Regions from separate parts of the Homo sapiens genome. Here region 2 is linked to region 1. Evidence: chromatin contacts called from ENCODE Hi-C data. All regions are on one chromosome and are shown on one strand. The core of a region is the stretch at or near the end of the contact, and the rest is flanking DNA. Distances in the headings are between cores, read along the strand shown.

The links. A loop is a pair of places that touch in the nucleus more often than their neighbours do. Pooled maps may share reads with other maps.
Region 2: a map of psoas muscle shows a loop between it and region 1 (2.7-fold over the local background). The contact joins the promoter of TMEM233 here to the promoter of HSPB8-AS1 in region 1. A Hi-C loop is called at or near these places in 1 of 168 maps with a recorded cell type or tissue (psoas muscle) and 2 of 50 pooled maps.

What each region holds. Positions count from the first base shown.
Region 1 is chr12:119,181,219-119,187,102 of GRCh38, reverse strand. HSPB8-AS1 (HSPB8 antisense RNA 1) reads left to right here and starts at 3,008. Exons shown (of 3, transcript XR_007063482.1): 1 at 3,008-3,176; 2 at 4,082-4,229; 3 at 4,901-5,884. It overlaps HSPB8 (heat shock protein family B (small) member 8), which reads right to left. Exons shown (of 3, transcript NM_014365.3): 2 at 15-78.
Region 2 is chr12:119,590,882-119,596,765 of GRCh38, reverse strand. TMEM233 (transmembrane protein 233) reads right to left here and starts at 2,992. Exons shown (of 3, transcript NM_001136534.3): 1 at 2,732-2,992. The coding sequence starts at 2,917. All of the region lies in intron 1 of PRKAB1-AS1 (PRKAB1, TMEM233 and CCDC60 antisense RNA 1), which reads left to right. RefSeq lists an enhancer at 2,431-3,004.

The DNA of each region.
Region 1 (5,884 bases), core at 1,759-4,258:
TCCAGGTTACTTACTGGATTTTCTTTGTGAAGTTCTTAGAAACAATGCCACCTTCTTGCTGTTTCTCTTCATGTTTGCCTGGAAGGAAGAAAAGTGTGGCGTGTCAGCATCTATGTTCCTTGGGCATCCTTCAGGACTGAGGCTTGGGTTCAAATCCTGGCCCTGGACCTGCCTTGCTGTGTGACTTAGGCCTACCCTAGAGACTCTAGTTATCTAAGCCTCAAGGACCTTGTCTGCCATACAGACCCACCTAAGTCCACTTCCAAGGCTGGCTATGAAGGTGAAATAAGATAATTGATGGAAAGGAGGCGTAGACCGTGGTTTGTAGTTAATTAAGGGTTAGTCTGAGGAAATCGCAGAAACTTCTGTGTTGTACCAAATCTTCCATGTGTTGTACCAAATCTTCCAAGTCTCCCACCTGACTCCTCTTCTCTAACCTGCCAGTAGAACCCTGGGTCTGACATCCCAGACTGGATGGCAGGCTTGAAGCGGGGTCACATGCTGAGGGCGACTCTGCCATGTAGCTTGCTTTATAGCTAACAGAGTGCTTTCCTAACTCTGAGCCCAGACGTCGTTCTCCCTTTGTTTCCAACATGGAAACTGAGGCTTGGTGATGGATCCAGGGTCGCCCAGCAGGTCCCTGGTGGCTCTGAGCTTTGAATCAGCTCTCTCTGAGTCTAGGCCAAGTTCTAGGTCCTGATGCCTCTCTGCTCTTGAATTTCTGTCTGTTCCAGCTCCCGATTAGCTCTTTAAGCCACATTATCTGTACCCAGTAGTGAAAGCACAGCCTGGAAAAAGAATGCTTCAATCTGCCAAAAACACCCAGCTTTTCCTAAGGGCACTGTGGATGTGAAATTCCACCAGACCTCTCGCCTCTTAACCTGTGGTAAGAGAGGGCTTCCCAACCCCCTCAGGGAGGAAAAAGATGAAATTACAAGAAGACTTGGGCCTAAACTGGTTTTGATCTTGTAATGTATATAGCACATTCTAATTCTCTCGGTCTCTCCTCATTCTTTTTTTCTTTAATAGAGAGAGTGTCTGTAGTTTCTCTTTAAACAAACAAGATTAGTACAACAGTGGGGCCATTCGGCTGTTACTTTTCACTCCTCATTTGTGGGGCCACCTTCTGGAGGCAAGAACCCTCATTTACACAGGGAGGTGCTTCTGAGGGGCCTTGAAATCTAGAATGTAAACAACTTTGTTGAATATAGCAGTCCAGATTTTTTTAAACTGACAACTTATAGCTAATTACTTTTAATTATTTCTTTGTTAATAGCTTTTTTTGTGCTTTAAGATAGTGCATGTGTATGTTAGAAAATGCAGAAAATAGGCCGGGCATAGTGGCTCACTCTTATAATGTCTGCACTTTGGGAGACTGAGACAGGAGGATGACTCGAGGCCAGGAGTTTGAGACCAGCCTGGACAACATAGAGAGGCACTGTTTCTAAAAATAATAATAATAATAATAATAGGCAGGGCGTGGTGACTTATGCCTGTAATCCCAGCACTTTGGGAGGCCGAGGCAGGTGGATCACGAGGTCAAGAGATCGAGACCTTCCTGGCCAACACGGTGAAACTCCGTCTCTACTAAAAATACAAAAATTAGCTGGACATGGTGGCACGTGCCTATAGTCCCAGCTACTTGGGAGGCTGAGGCAGGAGAATTGCTTGAACCCGGGAGGCAGAGGTTGCAGTGAGGCGAGATCGCGCCACTGCGCTCCAGCCCAGCAAAAGGGTGAGACTCTGTCTCAAAATAATAATAATAATTACTATTATTATTATTATCCAGGTGTGATGGTGTGTGCCTGTAGTCCTAGCTATTTGGGAGGCTGAGGTGGGAAGATTGCTTGAGCCCAGGAGTTTGAGGTTACAGTAAGCTATAATGCACCACTGCACTCCAGCCTGGGCAACAGAGTGAGATCTGGTCTCTAAATTTAAAAAAAACAACAATAACAAAAGAAAAAATTAAAAAAAAAAGCCATCAAAACTACTTATAATCCTGTCACCCCACGGAAGCTATTAATAATATCTTTTATATGTTCCGACTTTTCTATGTTTCTCAGAAATGTGTAAATGTTACATAGTATCCATGTATATCAGTATTCTATCAAATGGGATAGTTCTCTGCATTATGTTTGGAACTTATTTTTCTCTCTTGCTAACACATTATAATTACTTTTCCATATTACCAAATATTCTTTGACAACATAATTTTTAATGGCTGCAGTGTTCTATTGAGGAATACATAAGAGCTAATTTAACCAATCCCCTACTTTGGGGTGCTGAAGAGTTTCCAACGTTGGCGAGAACTTCGTGGCCCTGAACATTCTTGTAGCTAGAACCTCACACCAGGCCGCCCTATGACTTCTTTAGGATTAACTGAGGACTAATGCAACTTCCAGAATTTCTAAGGCTTAATCTATGTTCCTAAATTGCTCTCAGCAAAAGAAATTCATTTTAAACTGGAGTGTCTGGCTAACCAGAACATGCTATCCTGTGAATGTGTGGCCGCTTAAAGAGTCTACCTTGTGCTGCCAACTCCATGACCACCAACTGCCTGGCTCTAGCACAGGCCTGTGCCCAGAAGAGCACTGTCTGTTCTTTGGTACCCTCCCCACAGCCAGGGCGCCGGGAGACCTGCTTCCCCTGGGGACAGGCCAGTGCCTCTGACTCAGCCCTTTTGCATCCTAGAATCCTCCTGCATGCTGGTGTCCTGGGAATAAAAACTGATAATATAAATAATAATAGCAAGTAATATAGCGCTTCCTTGGTGTCAGCCACTGTTCTAAGCACCTTATCTGTATCAACTCCTTTAATTTTTGCAACAACCTTAAATAATAATAGTAAAATAATAATATAAGCAGGCATTTTCATTATTGTCATTTTGTAGATAGGAAACCCGAAGTTCAGAGAGGTTAAGTGCTGTATCCAAGGTCACACAGCTTGGAAGTGACTGGTGCAAAGATTCAAAAGCAGGCAGACAGGTTCTGGAATATTGGGTGTTGGACTTAAGTCTCTACTCTGACATTTCCTGGCACATCTCTAAGTTTCTCTGAGCCTCAGTTTATTCTTCTCTGAAATGGGAATGACGACACCTATCTTACCGGGTTACCGTAGGAAGCAAATGAAAGCGAGTCACAGAATGGCTTTGGAAGTTGTAAAAGTACCATGTGAAGGTAAACACTTGTGGTTTATTTTGATGTTTGGGGAAAAGACTGCTCCTCAGAAACTAGGTGCCTCTGTCTGCTCTGAAAATAGGGTATTGGGGTGAGGGAAGGGAGGATCTCTGAGCAGGGAAAGCTCCAAGATTTCCAAAAGAGGGGCCTGGAGGTGGGGTTAACCTCATTTAAAGAGAGTGTTGCTAGGAGGATCATCTTGAAACTCAATTTGCTTATCATTTGCCTACTTAGATTGGGGCAGCTTAAGGATTATGAGTGATTTTTAATTTCTTATTTTGCTTTCCTAACTACATATTTTATCATGAAGACATTTTATTTTTGTAAACTGAAAAAAGTAATTATTATGATTTTTAGAAATACATCCAGAGGCTAGGAGAAGTCAGAAACCCCTTGCAGACATGCTTTTTTCAACATGCCTCAGAGAAATGTAGGTGGAACACTATTGGCCCAGCTAAAGAAAGAAAGTGCTGTTTCCAGGGAAGGCAGAGTCCCTGGGACTAAGGAGAAGGGGTGGAAATAAGGCCTTGGGGCTTTCCAGTCTCTATCTTAGCCAGGGTCTGGCCCAGTGGCCCATGAAGGGAACATTTCTTGGCTGGTGGTTGCAGGATGGGGGTAGGGGAATCTGAGGCTTGCTGGAAATTGTCTAGTCCAGCATTTTCCAAACACTTCCTTGAATGAGACACTCATACGTGGTCAGATAAGATAGGGCTGCCTCTTAGAGATTCATAAACTACATTAGTGACTTAAAGGCTCTGATAAGTCCTGCAGTGAGAAGACCTGTTTATAATTTTGTTTTTACTGGCACCATACAAGACCTTGAACTCTCCTGCTCCTGTTTCTAGATGCCTAGTAACAGCTTGAAGTACATTGGTAAATTCTGATCTTGTCTACCTCTTCATAAGACCAACAGTAAAACTGAGGCTCCAGAGGCTGTGGGATTTGCTCAGGGCCACACCGCCAGAAGTAGATCCAGCCATCCTGACTCAGAACCAGCCAGAGAGGCCTGACATTGAATGTCAGACACTGCCAGGGAGAAGTGGGTAATCTCAGGTGAGTTACTTTCTCTGGGCCTCGGCTTCCTTATCTGTATAATGGGGTTAACAAACCTACCCACACTTCCTAGGAGGTCCTTGTGAGGAACCACTGAGCCACCACATGTAGGCCTTTAGCACGTGCTTGTGGAGGAACGGATTTGTCATTTTGTGGTATAGGGTGGGAAACTGGATCTGACTTCCAACTTCCCTTGAAAATTGCTTTTTATTTATTTTTATTTTTTATTTTTTTTGAGACAGAATTTCTTTCTTGTTGCCCAGGCTGGAATGCAGTGGCACGGTCTCAGCTCACTGCAACCTCCACCTCCCAGGTTCAAGCGATTCTCCTGCCTCAGACTCCTGAGTAGCTGGGATTACAGGCGCTCACCACCACACCCGGCTAATTTTTGTATTTTTAGTAGAACGGGGTTTCGCCATGTTGACCAGACTGGTCTCAGACTCCTGACCTTAAGCGATCCTCCCGCCTTGGCCTCCCAAAATGCTGGGATTACAGGCATGAGCCACCGCACCCGGCCCGAAAGTTGCTTCTTAAATAGAGCTCCTGATATCAATTTTATTTTTAAACCCCTTTTATGAAAGCCCTTGTATGGACTCTCAGGGAATTTGGATTTTGTCTAGCCGATGTCACTAATTGCATGTCTGAAAAGCTTTGTCTTTGTCTTATTTAAGCTCCCAATGACCCCATTTTACAGACGTGGAAATTGAGACTGCATGACTCACCCAAAGCCTCTGGATTAGTAAGATACTTAGCTGAGATCTCAACATGGAGCTGCCAGACCCCACCTGTTATGAAGCACCTACAAAAGAGGATGGTGAAAAACCCTCCAGGCTGGACAGAGGGTCTCCTAGAGGGACCACAGGGTGGAGTCGACCCTTGGACTTGGGCTAGAAGCATCTAAGACCCTAATTAAAACAAGGACAGAAGGAATGGTGATAATCGGTCTGTTTACAGAGTGCCAGGCAAGCACTATTATTAGCTCCATTTTATAGACACTCCGCATATATTATCATAGATAGTCTGCATATGTTTAATCTTTCCTACACCCTTACAGGACAGATATTATTATGGTCTCCATTCTGCAAATAGGAGAAATGAGGCTCAGAGGGATGAAGACTTTCTCGTCCACATCCGCCATGCTAGTGAACAGCAGTGCTGGGATCTGAACCCAGGTTTCAAAGAGCATCTATTATTCATTATTTATTGGGGCCTTCCTGGATGCCTGACACTATAACAATAACGACGACAATAATAATACTAATTCCTTGTGTTCCAGGTCATAGAATGTGAAAGGAAAATAAATCTTGGGGCCCCCAAATCACTAAGCTAAAGGGAAAAGTCAAGCTGGGAACTGTTTAGGGCCAACCTACCCCCCATTCTATTCAAAGGCAGCCCTCTGCTCACTGACATAGATGCATTATCTGTTTGTCTCCTTTGGAAAGGCTAATCAGAAACTCAAAAGAATGCGACCATTTGTCTCTCACCTACCTGTGACCTGGAAAACCCCTCCCTGCTTCAAGTTGTCCTGCATTTCTAGATCGAACCAATGTACTTCTTACATATATTGATTGATGTCTCATGTCTCTCTAAAATGTATAAAATTAAGCTGTGCCCAGACCACCTTGGGCATGTGACAGGAGGACTTCCTGAGGCTG
Region 2 (5,884 bases), core at 1,743-4,242, 410 kb before region 1:
ATCCCAGCACTCTGGGAGGCTGAGGCGGGCAGATCACTTGAGGTCAGGAGTTTGAGATCAGCCTGGGCAACATGGTCAAACCCTGTCTCTACTAAAAATACAAAAATTAGTCGGGCGTGGTGGCCGGCGTCTGTAGTCCCAGCTGGTTGGGGTGGCTGGGGTGGAAGGATCGCTTGAACCCGGGAGGTGGAGGTTGCAGTGAGCCGAGATTGTGCCACTGCACTCCAGCCTGGGTGACAGAGCAAGACTCCGTCTCAAAAAAAAAAAAAAAAAAAAAAGATACAAACTTGTCCATAGTAAACTGTCTCCAGTGGGGGAGGGAATGGGGAAGAGGGGATTAGAAAAGGAAGTTTCAATTCAAAGCATGTGCAAACCTCATCTCCCAGGGCATACCAAGCAGCATCATTAATATCTGACCTGTCACTACCATCTGGAGTGCCAGCTCATTTCAGACCAATGAGGGAAAAAGCCTTTGCAGGCAGTTTTCTAAGTGGCACTGGGAAAGGAGTGAATTGGCTGCTTCATTAATAAAGCAGGATAGAATGTGGGCACCAGTGCCAGCCAGACAGTCTGCTGCTGCCTGGAGAATTTGGCTGCAGCATTGTTTCCAGACTCTCGGCAAAAAAAGTCAAGACCGGATATATGGGGAGAGGAAGGAAGGGAGGAAATTGGCTGGTTGGTCGGAAGGAACCGGATGCGACGGCTTCCGGGCCTCCAGGATGGGAAAAAAAGGTTAATGATTCATCCACACCATTCATTCATGCATGCATTCATTTCATGATACTTATTAAGCATCTACCACGTGCCACATTTTCTTCTAGATGCTGAAGATACAGGAACCAACAAATATTCCTGCCCTTATGGAGCTTATATTCTAATGAGAGGGACACAGACTGTAAACATACAAATAATTAAAATACTATATCAGATGGAGAGAAGTAATTTGGTCAAAAGGTAGCAGGGAAGGAAGAACAGAGCTTGCGCGGGGTGGGTGGATGGGGGTCCTGATTTTAAACAGTAATCACAGAAGGCCTCATGAAGTGACATTTGAGTAAAGATTTTGTAAAGATACCGTGCTGGTCACTGTTCTAAGCACTTTACAATTATTTATGTCATGAATGCTCCCAACAACCCCAAGAAACATGGCTATGATTATTCTGGTTTTACAAAGAGACTGAGGTTCAGAGATGCAGTGACTTCAGAGATCACACAGCTAGAAAGTGGGAGAATTGGGATTTGAATACAGACTTGTCTGAACTTCAGCGGCTGCACGCTTTCATATCGGTGCAGACGCTGTCCACAAACCGGGTTTGGGAAAGGGCAAGTTACGGGTGCAAATGGAGCCTTGCAGGTGCCCACGAATCGAATATGGTGCCACCACCCGTGGGCAAGTGTGGGCGGACTTGATGGGGGACGGGTGGCTAGCGATTTTCACAGCGCTGAATCAGGGCTCTGCGTCTGTGGCCGGGGAGTTCCGTGGCCCAGCTGCAGGCGAGGTGAGCCGGTGGGGGAGGGAGCGCAACTGCAAGGGTTGTCCCGGGACAGTGCCGGTACGAACCTCACCCCGCCGCCACCCCCGGGCCAGCTGCTGCAGTCAATAAGGCGAGGGCCTAGCAGGCGCTCGTCGCCCTCCTGGTGGGGTTCGCTCGGGTGTTCCTACCAGGGTTGAAGAGGGCTAGGGAGCTGAGCTCCGGAAGGGCGGACTAGAGGCCCCAGCGGCCACTCCTAGAGAGGCGGGCAGCTCGGGAGGTCTGAGCGCAGAGGGCGGGCGGAGCCGCACGTTGCGTGGAATCCCCTAGTTCATTCCCGGGAGAGCCCCGGGCGCAGGACAGAGCGGTGGAGGGGCGCCTGGGAGCTCTGGGGGACACCAAGAGAAGAGAGGTTAGGGCCAGTGCGCAGCAAACGGGGAGGAACTACGACGCGCTGGGTAGAAAGAGTAAGAGAGGCGCACCCACTTTGCTGGTGAGGGGGGCACACGGGGAGCCTAAGAAAGGCCTAAAGAGGTAGTGGGTGTGAGCCAGCCTCGGGCGCGTTAAAAAGGGGGCGCCGGAGGGAGGCAAGGAGAGGAAGTTGGGTGTAGGAAGAAGCGAGAGGAAACTGTTGCCTGGACAGAGCGTGCCGTGCCAAAGCGCGGAAACGGGATCAAGGAGGGGGCATCAGGAATCGCCTGGGGACCCCCCGGAGAGTGGCGGAAGCGGTGCCCTTGGGCGCAGCAAAGAGAGAAGGGAGCACAGGCTGAGATAGAGACAGTCCTGGGCGCTGGAGAGCAGGAGCCCCCGGAGCGGCAGGGAAAGGAACGTAGAGCCTGCATGCTCGGGGTATGAGCTTACTGCGCTCGCTAGGGTGGCGCGCACTGGGGCTCTAGAAAAGAGGGTTGAGAAGCCCCGGGCAAGTGCCTAGGAAGGTCAGAGGAGTCAGCAAAGTCCACGGAAGAACTTCCCCGGGTTGGAGAGGAAACGCACCCTGGGAGCTGGAAAGAAGAGGAAAGCTAGCCTGGGGGAAGCTTGATCAGGGCTCTGAGTACCACGAGGAGTGCAGAGGAGGTGCTGATGATTGCGGGGAGAGCTCTGAGAGCCCGAGAAAGGTGAGGAGGAGGTGCGAGGACAAAGAACACCTAGCGCGGGCCGGGCCGTGAGGAAGGGAGCCGCAGAGAGCGCGCGGACTCCCCTGCAGGGGCTCAAAGCCGCCCGGGTCTCTCCTCCCAGGCTGCCTCTGGCCGTGATTCACTCACCATGATGGAAAAGACCAAAGCCACGATGTTGATGGGGTACGCAGGGCAAAAACACGAGACGATGGTGAGCCACAGGTAGTTCTTGGGCATGGGCACGTCCTCCTCGGTCTTGTCATCTTCAGTGTTGGCCTCGGGACTGCTGTCCAAAGCCCTCTTGAAGTCCGGGCTAGGGGCGTACTGAGACATGGGCGAGGCCGGCGGCGCCGGGAGGGCGGAGGAGCGCACGGTCTGTGTGGTCTGGGGCTCTGGCCGCCGGCTTGTGGCGAGGCTCTGAAAAGCCAGCGGCTCGGGGCTCAAGGGAGACGTGACCTCACCCCTTCTGCGTCCTCTGCCAGCACCCGCCCGGGCTCAGGGACCCTGGCCAAGAGCCTCCCCACAAGGAGGAAGGGAGGGAGAAAAGGAGTGAGGGGAGGCGGGGAGGACAGCGGGAGCGTCAGCCTGAGGAACAGGGAACAGGCAGATGAAGGCACCCCACTCCCTGAGATCGTCGGAGGGACGCACAGACTCACACTGAGAAGTCTGGAATAAAAGGAGGCTCAGGGAAGGAGGACGCAAAGGCCCATTAAGTTCCAAATTGGCCAGCCCGTGGGCTGAAGATGACCAGCTCATTTTTAAAAGCCACTTAATTCTAATACATTTAGATGGGACAGGACCAACCCTATCCAGTTGGCAACAGACTCACTACTTCCTCTTGACTTCAACGTTTTACCTTAACTGTCTGGTGCCTGGGCATTTGATTTGTCTCCTGTGCCTCAGACCTTGAACACTGAGCCCCAGGAATTTCTCCTCCCCCCGACCCCCTCCCCCAGGTGGGGTGGGAACCAGGTGCCCAGCTTTGGCCTCAAAGCTTTCCACATTCTACTTGGGGCTCAAGAGACTGGAGTCCAGTATAGTCAGTCAGTGGGCACTGCCCGGTCCATGCCCGTCCAGGTGCCCTCCCCAGTGTGGAAACAAGGAATTCTTCTTTCCACTTTTCCACCTGCAGGACCCCTGGGGAGAAATGCAGGTAGATCAGGCTGGCCTAGGCAACCTAGATGGATGAGTGGGCTGGGAAGAAGAACAAGGTATCCACTTTGGGGACTAGTGTGAGAAAAGCAATTGTATCAGTGTCTAAGCTATTCATGAGAGGGCCGTATGGACCAGAACTGAAGCTTGAATCCAGACAGAACTAGGAAATTGTCACTTCAGGAAAGCCCCTTCATCTTGCTAAGCCCCTATTTCTCCATCTGAAAAAGGGGAAATAATAGTCCCTGCCTCATAAAGTCGTAGTGACTCTTCTATGAGATGGTACATTATCCAGGTCAATCCATGTGCTCAATAAATATTAGCTATTATTAGCATACTATTTCTCCTTATATTCTGAAACATATAGTGCATTATACAGTATCCTAAACTTGATATCCCTTGCTAATATTTCACCAAAAATCCAGGTATTCTGAGCTGCAGGACCACAAAGAAATGAAAATAATTTGATCATGCAGTGTCAAAAGCAATTGCTCACATCATCATACTTGAAACTATTAATCATCTTCTTGGCTTTCTCAGAATATAAGCTGATTGCCTGGGAGATTCTCACTTATCTCATGAGCCATACTTATTTTGTTATCTGCCTCCCTCATTGGACTGCACACTCCCCGAGAGAAGGGGTCATCTGGCTCATCTTTGTGTCAGCATCTGGCACAGTTCCTGGTACAAGGGAGGTGCTTAGTATAGCTTGCTGGGTGAACACACAAAGATGAAATAGTACATTCTCCGCCATGCCTTCTTTCTCATTTTGATGGATTAATAAAATGGGAGTAACTAAAAGATTAGATTCATCTACTGAATTCTCAACCAAGTCTTTGCATTGGCTGTTCCCTCTGCCTCGGCTGTTTTTCCCTGGCTGTCACATGGCTCCTCCTTCTTTTTTTTTTTACTTTGAGTTGGAGTCTCACTCTGTCACCCAGGCTGGAGTGCAGTGGTGTGATCTCGGCTCACTGCAACCTCCACCTCCTGGGTTCAAGCAATTCTCTGCCTCAGCCTCCCGAGTAGCTGGGATTACAGGTGTCTGCCACCACGCCCAGCTAATTTTTGTATTTTTAGTAGACACAGGGTTTCACCATCTTGGCCAGGCTGGTCTTGAACTCCTGACCTCATGATCCACCCGCTTTGGCCTCCCAAAGTGCTGGGAGGCTCCTCCTTCTTATTCCTCAGGTGACAGGTCAAGTCACTTCCTCAAAGAGAGGTCTTCTTGTAGATTATCTAGTGTAGGTCTCCATCCTTATTTTATTCTTGCCAGTTTATTATTTTTTGTGTGTGTAGCGTGTCACAATTGTAATTTATTTCTTTACTTGTTCACTGTTTGTTCTATCTCTAGACTATAGCCTGTCCAACCTGTTCAGAACTATATTTCCAGCACTTAAGAATTGTCCTGGTGCATAGTAGGAATGCAAGAAATGTTTCTTGAATGAATTGACCAAAATTACCTGGATGTATTGAAAAAAATGATTTTCAGGTTTTGATCAAGACCTACTTGGATTAGAATTTCTCAGGTAGCACCCCAGAAATCTGTACTTTTTTTTTTTTTTTTTTTGAGATGGAGTCTCACTCTGTCACCCAGGCTGGAGTGCAGTGGTGCGATCTCGGCTCACTGCAAGCTCTGCCTCCCAGGTTCATGCCATTCTCCTGCCTCAGTCTCCCGAGTAGCTGGGACTACAGGCACCCACCACCACGCCTGGCTAATTTTTTTGTATTTTTAGTAGAGACGGGGTTTCACCGTGTTAGCCAGGATGGTCTCCATCACCTGCCCCTGTGATCTGCCTGCCTCGGCCTCCCAAAGTGCTGGGATTATAGGCATGAGCCATCACGCCTGGCCAGAAATCTGTACTTTTAATGCCTGAGAAAACTGTATTTTTAGAATACTCCCTGGTGATTCTGATGCAACTGAGCAATTTCTCAGATCCCAGTTCTGTCTCTAATTCTTAGGACACAGTCCAGGATCTTTAGCTTGGAAATCCTCTCAGGTGTCCCAAACTCAATGTGTCAAAGAGGAACTCATTGTCTTCCCTAAGAACTTGCTTCTCAAGGCTTGGTCTTTGGTCAATGAACACTGCTCACTTTTCCAATCTCTTCTGCCAAGTATCTCCTTTCTTATTTATTTATTTATTTACTATT